Regions from separate parts of the Homo sapiens genome. Here region 1 is linked to region 2. The links are chromatin contacts, found by Hi-C in ENCODE. All regions are on one chromosome and are shown on one strand. Each heading gives the region's core, a stretch centred on a gene start or an enhancer-like site at or near the end of the contact. The rest is flanking DNA. Distances are from core to core; before and after follow the strand shown. Region 1 overlaps PTPN3 (protein tyrosine phosphatase non-receptor type 3). Region 2 has its middle 120 kb from the start of PALM2AKAP2-AS1.

Region 1 (6,308 bases), core at 433-2,932, 180 kb before region 2:
CCCAGTGGTGATTCAGCATCCTCAGGTGTGGCGCAGGATCACATTCCCTTTGGGAGCCCTCAAAGTAACAGCCAGGAAGACGAGGACTAAAGGAGTGGGTTTCCAGGGAACCTCAGGGTGTGTTTTGGATGGATGGCCTTAGAATACAGGCTCTGCGGAATCTAAGCCATGCACTATGTGGATGAATTCACTGTGTGTGATAAGAGGTGGGCAGTTGTTCTGTGGAACAGCTAAAGCAGAGATAGTCACACAATGACCCCAGGCAGAAAAAAACTAAGATTTGAAACAGGTGCCTCCAAATGAAAGTCACATGGGCTGATGCTCCAATGGTGGACACTGATTTCCAGACTTCACCTGAGCAGCTCCTGCTCGTGCTGGCGTGGGTGCCGCTGGGACTTATTCATTTCACCGTGGTTAGCAATGATGCTGTCCAGCACAGTCACACAGCTAGCTGACAAAATAAAGCCCACCAGCAACCCAGGAGAGACAGACTTCCCTTTCTCACACCCATCTCTGATTGTTACATAAAGGGCTTGAAACCTAATGACAATGTCATAAATAGGTATTTTATGAAAGCTGCAGAAATCTTCCTACAATGGTTCCTAAAGCAAACCTTGGTAAGAATGAGCCTGATGTTGAATAACCCAATAATTGAGCCATGTGGTATTTTCAGATTGTCTTGAAATTACATCTTAAACAATCTGGTCGGGACAATGGATGCTGACTAACTGCCCTGTTTCCTGTACTACAGCAATTGGGGAACTCAGGGTTTCTATGGCTTCCTTTATAAGCCTCTTAATTCTAAACAAAGCCACAACCCAACCAGGAACATGCTGGCCTCTCTGACACAAATGATTACAGCTGCTGCTGATGCATTTTATAATATGGAAGCCAAGCTTGTTCTTTGCATGAGTTTAAAAATCCATTATAGCTTTAGAATGTTTTAAACAATAGCAAACGAAGCTCTATTGTGGATACAGTTTTTTTTTTTGTTTGTTTGTTTGTTTTTTTGAGACAGAGTCTTGCTCTGTCCCCCAGGCTGGAGTACAGTGGCGTGATCTCGGCTCACTGCAAGCTCCTCCTCCCGGGTTCACGCCATTCTCCTGCCTCAGCCTCCTGAGCAGGTGGGACTACAGGCGCCCGCCACCACGCCCGGCTAATTTTTTGTATTTTTAGTAGAGACAGGGTTTCACCATGTTAGCCAGGATGGTCTCGATCTCCTGACCTCGTGATCCGCCCACCTCGGCCTCCCAAAGTGCTGGGATTACAGGCGTGAGCCACCGCGCCCGGCTGTGAATACAGTTTTTAATCAAAGATTATACTTGGAAAATACAGCAAGAGGCAACACCTCACTTTGTAAACAGTAGGGGCACAATAAAGACCATGAGAGTTAGAGTTGCACATGGAAAGTGCCTAGCACATGTGGGACACATACCAGGCACTCAATGAAAGGCATTTTATTAACGTTAAACTTCTAATGCCATTGGGTGCTGTCTACAGATTCCAGATTTTGTAGGGCAATCCTGATTTCAAACGACTTACAGATATATGAATGTTCCATTTCTTAAAGTTTTATGTATCCACTTTAATAAAGACAGCTTGCTAGAGTTAAAAGATAGTTGTGATAGATATGTGATACATCTTTGAGCTGCTCTACAAACTCAGGGGAACCAGAAGCAGTAGCATGCTGGCACAAATTGCCACACCCTGGGCCCATGAGACACCAGAGCCCTGGGAGTCAGGGTTGGGTAACAGGGCTGCTACTAGGGCTCCTCCCTGGCTGCCCTGAAGCCTGAGACAACGAAAGGGTAATGCCGCCGCTTTATTTCCAAAGGGTCTGTCTACATTCGGATCTGGGAAACTGTTCTTTCGCAAGCCAATGAACCATAGACACAAAGAAGGGAGAGGAACACATGCAAATGACAGAGCAAACCCAACTCCACTATTATAATTTTAAATAAAGAGGCCGGCGCAGTGGCTCACGCCTGTATTCCCAGCACTTTGGGAGGCCCAGGTGGGCAGATCACCTGAGGTCAGGAGTGTGATACCAGCCTGGCCAACATGGTGAAACCCCGTCTCTACTAAAAATACAAAAATTAGCTGGGTGTGGTGGGGCACGCCTGTTATCTCAGCTACTTGGGAGGCTGAGTCAGGAAAATCGCTCGAACCCGGGAAGCAGAGATTGCAATGAGCCAAGATCGCGCCATTGCACTCCAGCCTGAGCGACAGAGTGAGACTCTTATCTCAAATAAATAAATGGCAAAGTATTCCATATTCTTATTTTTTAAAGTAAGGGACTTAGGCCTCTAATTGAAGAATATGAGTTCCGTTGAAAAAAAGGAGGAGAATAAGAAAACAGTCTTGATTTATAAATACCCAATTTGTAAGTAACCTGTATAAATGAATCATGGGTGGCTCACTACAGTAATCAACCTACATCAAGCTGGCCTAGCCCAATGCCACCACCTAGTGGCGATCAGAGGAAGACATGCCACCTCCTACGCTGGCATTCAAGGGAAACAGGGACAGCTCTGCTCTTTCTTGCTTATCACTTCCAGTTCAGCTTATTTCAAAAATCCTTTTTGCAGTATAGAAGCCCTTCTCCGTGGCGCAGTCCCCTTTTCCCAATTCTTCCCTATGAACTCAGGAAAGCGCCTTCTTCCCTCTACTTTTTTTTTTTCCTTTTAGCTATTTCTGAGCTCCAACAGATGACCGATCTAGAGAAGGGCATTTCTAGCATGGAAAAGTACATGTACTATCAGCCACCCTAGACAATGATTCATCAAATTAAGTGCACTTCTCGTCAAATGCCAATATTTAACGTATTGCAGACACATGCTTCATTCATTTAGCAGCTAATATAGTACCAGCGTTGTTCTCTCTCGTCACTGTAGACACACAGATGCTGGGTTGCATTATGTGGTATCGAGTTCTTTGTGGGGCCAACCATGGCCCCAACAAGCAACAATCACTCGCATTGCTCACGCCTTTAGGAAGACAGAAACCATGCTTTCCTACTGCTGTTGGTACCTCAAAGAGGACAGCTTCTCATTCCAGTCTGTTTTAAAGCCAGGCCTAACTGTTCCTTAAACTCCTCTGAAGTAAGTGGGGTATTCCCTTCTAAAGATAAAATTTACTAGTGAGACCATCATATCTACAAAAAAAAAAAAAAATTAGCTGCATGTGGTGGCACCTGTCTGTAGTCCTAGGTATTTGGGAGGCTGAGGTGGGAGAATCGCTTGAGCCCAGGAGGTCAAGGCTGCAGGGAGCTATGACCGCACCACTGCTCTGCAGCCTGGGCAACAGAGCGAGACCTCATCCAAAAAAAAAAAAAAATTTACAAACACTTGGGTGGGGATTTATTTATCATTTATTAAGCACTAAGATGAGCTCAAACTAAGAATGTCTGCTCACTGATCAAGATATTAAAAAAATAGTGACTGAAATGAGACTTTCTTTTTAACCAGTGACTTAAAACTAGCGTACACAAGAATCATCTGGGGACTTGTTAAAAATGCAGATTCTTGGTTACCATCCACAGAGATTTTGGTTCAGTAAGGGCCCAGGAAACTGCATTGTAAAACAAAAAATAATTTTCTGGACTTATAGAAAAGTTGCAAGAAAAACAAACTCCTGTGTAACCCTTTTGCCCTGGATTCAATTGTTAACATTTTGGTACATACGCATCTTTTTTTTTTTTTTTGAGATGGAGTCTCACTCTTGCCCAGGCTGGAGTGCAGTGGCGCAATCTCAGCTCACTGCAACCTCCGTCTCCTGGGCTGAAGCAATTCTTGTGCCTCAGCCTCCCGAGTAGCTGGGGCTACAGGCCTGTGCCACCACGCCCAACTAATTTTTGTATTTTTAGTAGAGACAGTGTTTCACCATGTTGGCCTAGGCTGGTCTTGAACTCCTGACCTCAGGTGATTTGCCTGCCTTGGCCTCCCAAAGTGCTGGGATTACAGGCGTGAGCCATCGTGCCCGGCCCACATACACTTTATTTCCCATGTCTCTCATCTGTATACACACACAGACACACCAGGCTTTTCTCTGAACCACTTGCTGCAGAGATCATGCCCCTTTATCTCGAAATATTTTAGCATGTATCTCCCCCTAATAAGGGCATTTCATAACCACAGTACAATTATCACACTGAAGAAATTTAACTGATAAGCACTTATCTAATATCCAGTCCATACTAAAATTTTGCAAATTGTTCCAAAGATGTCCTTTATTTATCTTCCCCGATCCACAATCCAAATCAGGATCATGCCTGGTTTTACTTGTCATATGGAAGGCACTTTTTTTTTTTTTAAAGAGACAGGGTACTCATTATGTTGCCCAGGCTGGCCTCAAACTCCTGGGCTCAAGCAATCCTCCTGCCTCAGGCATCCTAAGAAGCTGGGACTACAAATGTATACCAACGCACCCAGCTTGAAGTTGCATTTTAAATAAATACCCCCTGACCCTCATGGCAATGGTGCAGCTGGTCTGAGAGCCACACGGTGGAAAATCTTCCACCAGACAATCTTCAGAGTTCCTTTTGGTTCTGCCTGTCTATGCTTACAGCCAGGGTCTTTGTTAGGTGGGCATCCTTATGTCAGTTTTACTGTCTACATTACAAGTCACCTCCCAGAGCTAAATAGAGTTTCTGTAGCTTGGCAGCTGTCCCATCACTCGGTCTGGGAGAAGTGCTTCCTAAATCATTGTTGATGAAGTAACAGATTTTCCAGTCTATATGTCAGTGCTGGGATTAGTACTGTTGTCTAAATAGAGAAGAAAGCAACAGGAAAACTGCCATCATTCAAAAAGGACTGTATCACTTGATATTGCATAACCAGATGTCTTGGCTTGTTCACTCAAATGAGTTCACATCATTCACCAACACCAATGCTTAACAATTTGTCCAAATTATAAAAGGCCACACAATGCACACACCCTTCCTCAGAAACCCGTTGAGTCAACCAGCACTTTCTTAAAGCAGCAGCAATGAAACAAGATGCATACATTTTGTGCTATTTATCAGGCTTTGAAAATGTTCTTTTTAAAAATGTTATTTAATATTTTCTGTTTTCACCATCATTTTTATTTTTTTGCGAACGTTCTTAATGAAATTCAGCCCAACTAATTAAAAATTAGTCATTTCAGTTTTCATTTGTGAAATGCCCAAATATCTTAGAAAACACTTTCCTATACATTTCCCTTTATTAGTTTTAAAATAAGTACAGTTGATAACAAAATTACTGTACAACTGGTACCTGGAATTTAATCTTTTTCCTCATAACTCTATAATTTCATAAATTGATCAACACTACCTTCTGCCATTTTTAGCCTGCTTTCTTGGCTTTTAAATTTTCCAAAGTACAATACTACATAACAATACAAAGATAAATACACTAAATACACTAACTTATTTTTAAAATTAGGTTTTAATGTAAACATAATCGTGACTGAATACTTGCTAAACTAGAAAAACAAACGTCCTTATTCAGGGAGGAATACCTCATATGGCTAATTCAACGTTAAAGCCAAGAAACAAATTTATCCTGAACCTATATACTAAAACATTAATTTTTAAATAACATTTTTAAAGCATAAAGTCTGCTAATGAATAACACAGTTGACAATGCCAGTGCTGGTGAACAAAACTTTTTAAAAATTTGGGTATTTATGAATGTGTTAATACCTTTTATGAAAAAATGATTTATGAACATATTTAATACTCGAGTCTTCAGATTTTTCTCTAGCACAAGGGAGACACACTCACACAGGTCACTTTAATAATACAGCACAATACTCCGTCGAATCATCTTGCAGTTGTCAATCCTGATACTCCAAAAGTACAATTTTGGGATCAAATCATTTGTTCTACAGACCCTGTAATTTGTTCGGGGAGTGGCTCTCTGACTGAAGCCCCTGGGAAGCCCGGGTGGAGTCATTTGTAGGACCCGTTGTATTCAAACTGAGATCTGTAATTACTGGCCTTCTTTTCATACGACTTCAAAATGTCAAATAGTTTTCTTATTATGGAGTTGGGGTTTATTTATAGGTTTTATTTATAGGTTCGACACCATGACACTTGCAAAACTAACAAAATAAAAGTTATACTTGATCCTGGCAGGGTAAGAAGTAGTAGTTTTAAGCTCCCTGAAGGGCAAGATAAAGAATGCTGCGGGAGCCGCGGGCAGTTTCGGGAAAGAGGTAATGTTGCTATAAAGAGAAACCAATCTCTTAAGTGCCATGAGCTGGGTTTTCAGTGTTGTGATGAGAAGCTAGTAACTAAAACACAAAGTTTGCCTTGAAGCCGGCAG
Region 2 (5,678 bases), core at 2,292-4,791:
GTAACTCATTTTTATAAAAATAATAACTCTGCATATAGAATCTATGCATGTTAATGGCTTTGCATTTATTATCCATTTCCAAATAGAGGTAATTCTATCCAAACCTACTATTTGCCCAAGAATAGGTAGAGGGGATGGAGACAGTGATTTGGGGGAGACATTAGCTTTGGATTGGATATTTTGTCTCATAAAAAATTCTTACAACTCTGCAATATCTTCTGTTCAAAAAAGTTGTGTAGAGAGTGAGCAGATCATTCAGACAGATCACATATCCCAGCTTACTGAGTGTGTGTGAGTTGCGGGAGGGTAGACAGATTTTTGGTGCTTTACCACTACTTGATGACTTGGTTTAGCATTTATGAAGAGAGTGGCAGGGCAAATCGACTACAAAGGTAATTGCTCTTTTCCTTCTATTTTCCTACATCTCTTGCCTTGAGATGATTCCTCCATGTTAAGGTTTTCAGTTTTCGGGTTTTGCAGATAATAAACATTAAGGATTCACACAGTAGTGCCATCGGTGTCACTTTCTCCATCAGTTCACTCTGGTAGGGAACCAGCCCCTTCACACAGATGTCCCCCACGTTTTGCCAGTTCTCACCACCAAACATTGGGCCTTTGTGTACTCTCTCCTTACTTAGAGAGAAATTTGAAAGCCAGTTAAGATCTGTAGAGGACTATATCACCTTTTAGGGTTGTCCACTGATTTAATAAAAATTATACTCTGTTTGGCAGATAATTCTTATAGCTTGTGATTTGAGAATTGTAGCTCTTTGCTAGTTTCATAGTAGATCAATTTATTCATTTATTTATTTGTTTTTTAGAGATGAAGACTTGCTCTGTCACCTAGGCTGGAGCATAGTAGCACAATCAGAGCTCACTGCAGCCTTGAATTCCTGGGCTCAAGAGATCTTCTTGCCGCAGGGCCCAAAGTAGATGGGACTATAGGCATACACCATCATGCCTGGCTAATTTTTAAATTATTTTCATTTTTATTAGAGATAGGCTCTCACTAAGTTGTCCAAGTTGGTCTCAAATTCCTGGCCTTAAGCAATCCTCCCACTTCAGCATCCCAAAGTGCTGGGATTATAGAGGTGAGCCACCATACCTAGCCTCACAGTAGACACAATTTTCCTTCCAATTTTTCCTTCTTTTAGTTCATTTCAGCGGCTTTGAGGGAAGCACAGAGAAGACTTTACCATATCTTTGAGTTAATGAATCAATGAATCTTGTGTTTCTACGAAAATAATATTAGTAACTACCAAATGTCATTGTTATTAACAAATCTGTTGTTATTATATATCTTTATTCTCTCTCAATTCTTAGGAATGTGTATGGCAAAAAAAGAGTTCATGAATGAGATTATAAATACTTTGCAGTAGAAGTATTTTGGAAAGGGTGTATCTGGTGATGTTCTCCATCTCATCCTTCAAATCCATTTTCTACCCTTCCCTGCCTATGTGCCTCATGAGGCTGTGCTTTGTGCCCTGTGAGGCTGACCTCTATGGACTCCCTCAGCTTGCCTCTCTTACTCTTTGACTTCCTGTTGAGTTGGCTCAATGGAAGGCACCAGCAGGAGAACCATGGATGAGAGAAAATTGAGGTCAGTGTACGGTTTAATCTATGGTTTCTCTTCCTACAGGGCAGTGGGTTGGCCAGGGCATCTTTCCTCTTCTGAAGGCCACAGCAGCCCTTCCTACTGCTACAGCTACAGCTCTCTCCCACTGCTGGTAGCCACTTCCTTCCTTTGCTCCTCTGGGACTTGATGTGGCGATGGCTCCCTTATCACTTTGTTAGCCCCTGGGTGCTTCACCATTGCTGTGGGTTACTGTCAGCTCTGCCTTTGCCTTTGTAAAGCAGTCTCTTTATTAAGATTATTTCAATTATCCAGTTGGAGTATGCCATCTGCTTCCAGCTGGGATCCTAGCTCACACAGCATGTGAGGATAGAAGCACTGAAAGTCTTATGAGAACCCTTCTTATTGCCGGGATGGAATCTGGTGATTTCTGTTTGTTCATACATTCTGGTCATTGGACCTCAAGGTTCCAATATAGGGAAGAGATATTGAGTGTTGTTATGTGCACACTCAAATATTTAAGAAGGAGACACTCCTATTCCACAGATATCAAAGTGCTCATTTACTTCCCACTGAAAGATGTCATTTTCTTATATATAACTTATAATAAAAATTCCCCAAATTTGATGCCTTAGAGGGAAGACCAATCTCAGTTATGAGTAGGCTTAATCAAAATTTTATTTTATTTAAAGAAATGAAATCTCATTTCTCTTCATTATAGGAAGGAACATTCCTGGTCGAAATTCTGTTTTTGTAAATAGGTCTTTATAGTATTTGATGTGCTATTTAAAAATGTGATAATTTAACCTATTAATAGTACATAAATGGATGCTACCTAAATTACTGCCAAGTCAATTAAGTCTATACCATCATGTGTAATCTTTTTCACAGATAGTACAAAAGCATAAAATATAGTGTAATGAAAATGTGTGTTTCACAAGTTCTGAATAAATGGGTTATAAATTAAATATATCACAATCCACTGACTTTTATATAGTATTTTGATATAGTTTGGATATTTGTCCTCCCACCCAGATCTCATGTTGAAATGTGATCCCCAGTGTTGGCAGTGGGGCCTAGTGAGAAGTGTTTGAGTCATGAGGGTGGATCCCTCATGAATGGCTTGGTACCTTCCCTGAAGTAATAAATTAGCTCATGCAAGAGCTGACTGTTTAACAGAGCCTGGCACCTCCTCCCCTCTCTCTTGCCATGTGACACTCCTGCTCCCCTTCACCTTCTGCCGTGAGTGGAAGCTTCCTGAGGCCTCACCAGAAGCAGATGCTGGTGTTATGCTTCTTGAACAGTCTGCAGAACTGTGAGCCAAATAAATCTGTTTTCCTTATAAATTACCTAGTCTCCAGTATTTCTTTATAGCAATGCAAAAACAGACTAATACATATCTCATACTTGAAAAGTCAGTTGTTGTTTAGACTGCTTGCCCTACTTTTAATACTTCAATTTCTCTGTCAATCATGTTTATTTATTAATTCATTCAACTCATAATTATTAAGTACCTGGTATGTGCCAGACACTTTTATGGGTATCTGTGGTACAAATAGGAGTAAGACATTGTCTTTGCCTTCATAGGGGTCACAATCTAATGAGAAACATAGTTGGTCAGGTAATTATAATAAAACATGGCAAGTGTTTATTCAAAGGAAAGGTTTGATGGAATACTATCTGTCAGAGGCACATAGCCTTGGGGCAGGAGCCTAAATGAATTTTAGGAGTCCAGGGATTCTAAGATGAGGTCAAAATCCAAGCCTATTTCATAGCCCTTGAAATTAATTTAGCATAAAAAAATCTTTAATGTTTGGACTAGTCATCTTACAACTGGTTAAGTCATTTACTTAAAAAATTAGCAACCCAAATCCTGTATTAAAACTAGTTTGAATAACCGACTTAACCTTCAACTCTTTTAGTTTGCACTATGACTAATGCTGCCTCCGTGATCATGGGTGAGGCAGCATTGTGGAGAATGCCTGCCCCCTTGAGGAATCAGAAACTCAGCTTTCAGATGATGGTGCAAAGTGGGATCACAAACAAAATGAAACAAAAAACAAAGAACAAAAAGGAAACAACACAAAAACCAAAACAGAACAAACAAAACGATATGAAGATTTGGTGGGCACTGCTAAACCCTTTGTAGATACTTGGTTTTAGTCACGTTTGCTGAGATCACATCGAAAGCCTCTGAACCTCTGAAAGGCATTAAAAGTTGTCCCACTGCACCTATGAGCCATCCAGAGAAACGTTAAATAAGTTGGTCCAGAAACACTTTTGAAGTCCTCCATCCTTTCAATACTTTTCTTACTTCTTTGCTTCTGAGCGGGAGGTGCAGCATTTAAAATCAAAGACATTAATAATAAGGTCTCATTTCCTAAGACAGCATCTTTCCCACTGCAATGTGCATATGAATCATTTGGGGTCATGTTGAAAAGCAGATCCTGATTCTGTAGATAGGGGGTGTAGTTGGGGGGTTCCTGTGTTCCCAACAAGCTTCCCAGGAGGTGATGCTGATGCTGCTGGTCTGCAGACCACACTCTGAGTAGCAACATTCTCAGTGCAAATATAGAGCACAGGGCTTTATATAACACAAGATGTGGGTGTGGGGTTCCTCATCCTTTTACATTTCCCATCCTAAGACAATCTCATAGTAGGCGAGTCTGATGATGAATTGGAGTTCAACAATCTGTGTGTGGAACAAGTAAACACACAGAGCAAAACCTGGCTCTTCATTTTAATTGGCACAACTTAGCAGTTACATGTGGATAGGCAAAGTCTCTATTTTTTGGGAAATCAGAATGGGGTAGGGGTTAGCCAATAAGTGTATATGAGATAGATAAATGCAATCTTATCTTTTAAAATATGATTTGAAAATTTTGTGGTCATAAATAATTTATATCCTAAAAATATTCTTCTTTGGTCAGTCCTTTAATATTTTAAAAGTAGTGAATCTAATTGTTTATGGCCTCATGTGGCTGTAAGCCATAATATCTTGGTATAAATCTCTAGTTATGATTATATGGATATAATATGAATATGATGTGTTAGGCCCAAGAAGCTCGTGGTATTCCATTTTCTGAACAAGATCAATAAACTCTGGGATCCTTACTATTAAAAGCAAGGGAAAAGCAACTTGTTTTGTAAAAGATAATTCAAACATGTTAGTAAGTTGTGTTTTCATTTATGTGAGATGAGAATTATCTCCAAAACTCTTTCATTGTAATGGGAGCTAAGCTTTATAAAGACAATGCATATTTGTTAATTAGACTGCACAGAACAAGGTTCAGTTATGGATTCTTGATTGCTTGGTAAAATGATGGCTCTTCAAACCTAATTACATTTGGGTGAGCTAAAGCACAGTTCTGAAGGACTCAATATGTTCACTCCCAGCCTTCATCAGCTGTACAATTTGCTTTCCTGTTAGTTTTACTTTAGATCTTGAAATTAAAAGCATTTTGTTATATCAGGATGGTGTGTCTATGACTTCAGTGCAAGTAGAGGAGGAGTGTTCTACCCTGGAATAACACAAATTAGAGGTGCCTGTATGTATGTGTATGGTGTGTGTGTGTGTGTGTGTGTGTGTGTATATGTATTAAACTTCATGCTTTTTAAAGCCTCCTTCTAAAATGCCATCTTTCAGATGTGCCTATCTGTGTCTTATTTTGGTAGTTTTTCTTTTCTTTCCCCATTCAACCGTCTCTTGGGAATTAGAAAAGGATTCCTAAGATCAAAATCCCCAATTTTCTGGAAAAGCTTTGGCACTTGTTACTCTCTCCCCACATTTTCCTGCTTCCTAAGATTGGTCAAGGGCAGGGGCCGGGCGCGGTGGCTCACGCCTGTAATCCCAGCACTTTGGGAGGCCGAGGCAGGTGGATCACGAGGTCAGGAGATTGAGACCATCCTGGCTGATGGTCTCAGGGTTTCACCATGTCTCTACTAAAAGTACAAAAAAATTAGCCGGGTGTGGTGGCGGGCGCCTGTAGTCCCAGCTACTCGGGAGGCTGAGGCAGGAGAATGGCATGAACCTGGGAGGTGGAGCTTGCACCGCGTGAGCCGAGATCGGCCACTGCACTCCAGGCTGGGCGACAGAGCGAGACTC

What was found. A loop is a pair of places that touch in the nucleus more often than their neighbours do. Pooled maps may share reads with other maps.
Region 1: a loop to region 2 is called in a map of MCF 10A, with 6 times the contacts of the local background. The contact joins two enhancer-like sites. A Hi-C loop is called at or near these places in 3 of 168 maps with a recorded cell type or tissue (MCF 10A, dorsolateral prefrontal cortex and mammary epithelial cell) and 4 of 50 pooled maps.

Annotation. Positions count from the first base shown.
Region 1 is chr9:109,467,374-109,473,681 of GRCh38, forward strand. The region is part of intron 1 of PTPN3 (protein tyrosine phosphatase non-receptor type 3); the gene reads right to left. Among named protein-coding and RNA genes, the nearest start is that of PTPN3, 28 kb to the right of the region's middle. Within about 2 kb of position 1,683, at least 4 of the 41 ENCODE cell types and tissues checked have a DNase peak (open chromatin) inside an H3K27ac peak, as active enhancers do.
Region 2 is chr9:109,649,615-109,655,292 of GRCh38, forward strand. It overlaps a transcript of PALM2AKAP2 not described here. Among named protein-coding and RNA genes, the nearest start is that of PALM2AKAP2-AS1, 120 kb to the right of the region's middle. Within about 2 kb of position 3,542, at least 2 of the 41 ENCODE cell types and tissues checked have a DNase peak (open chromatin) inside an H3K27ac peak, as active enhancers do.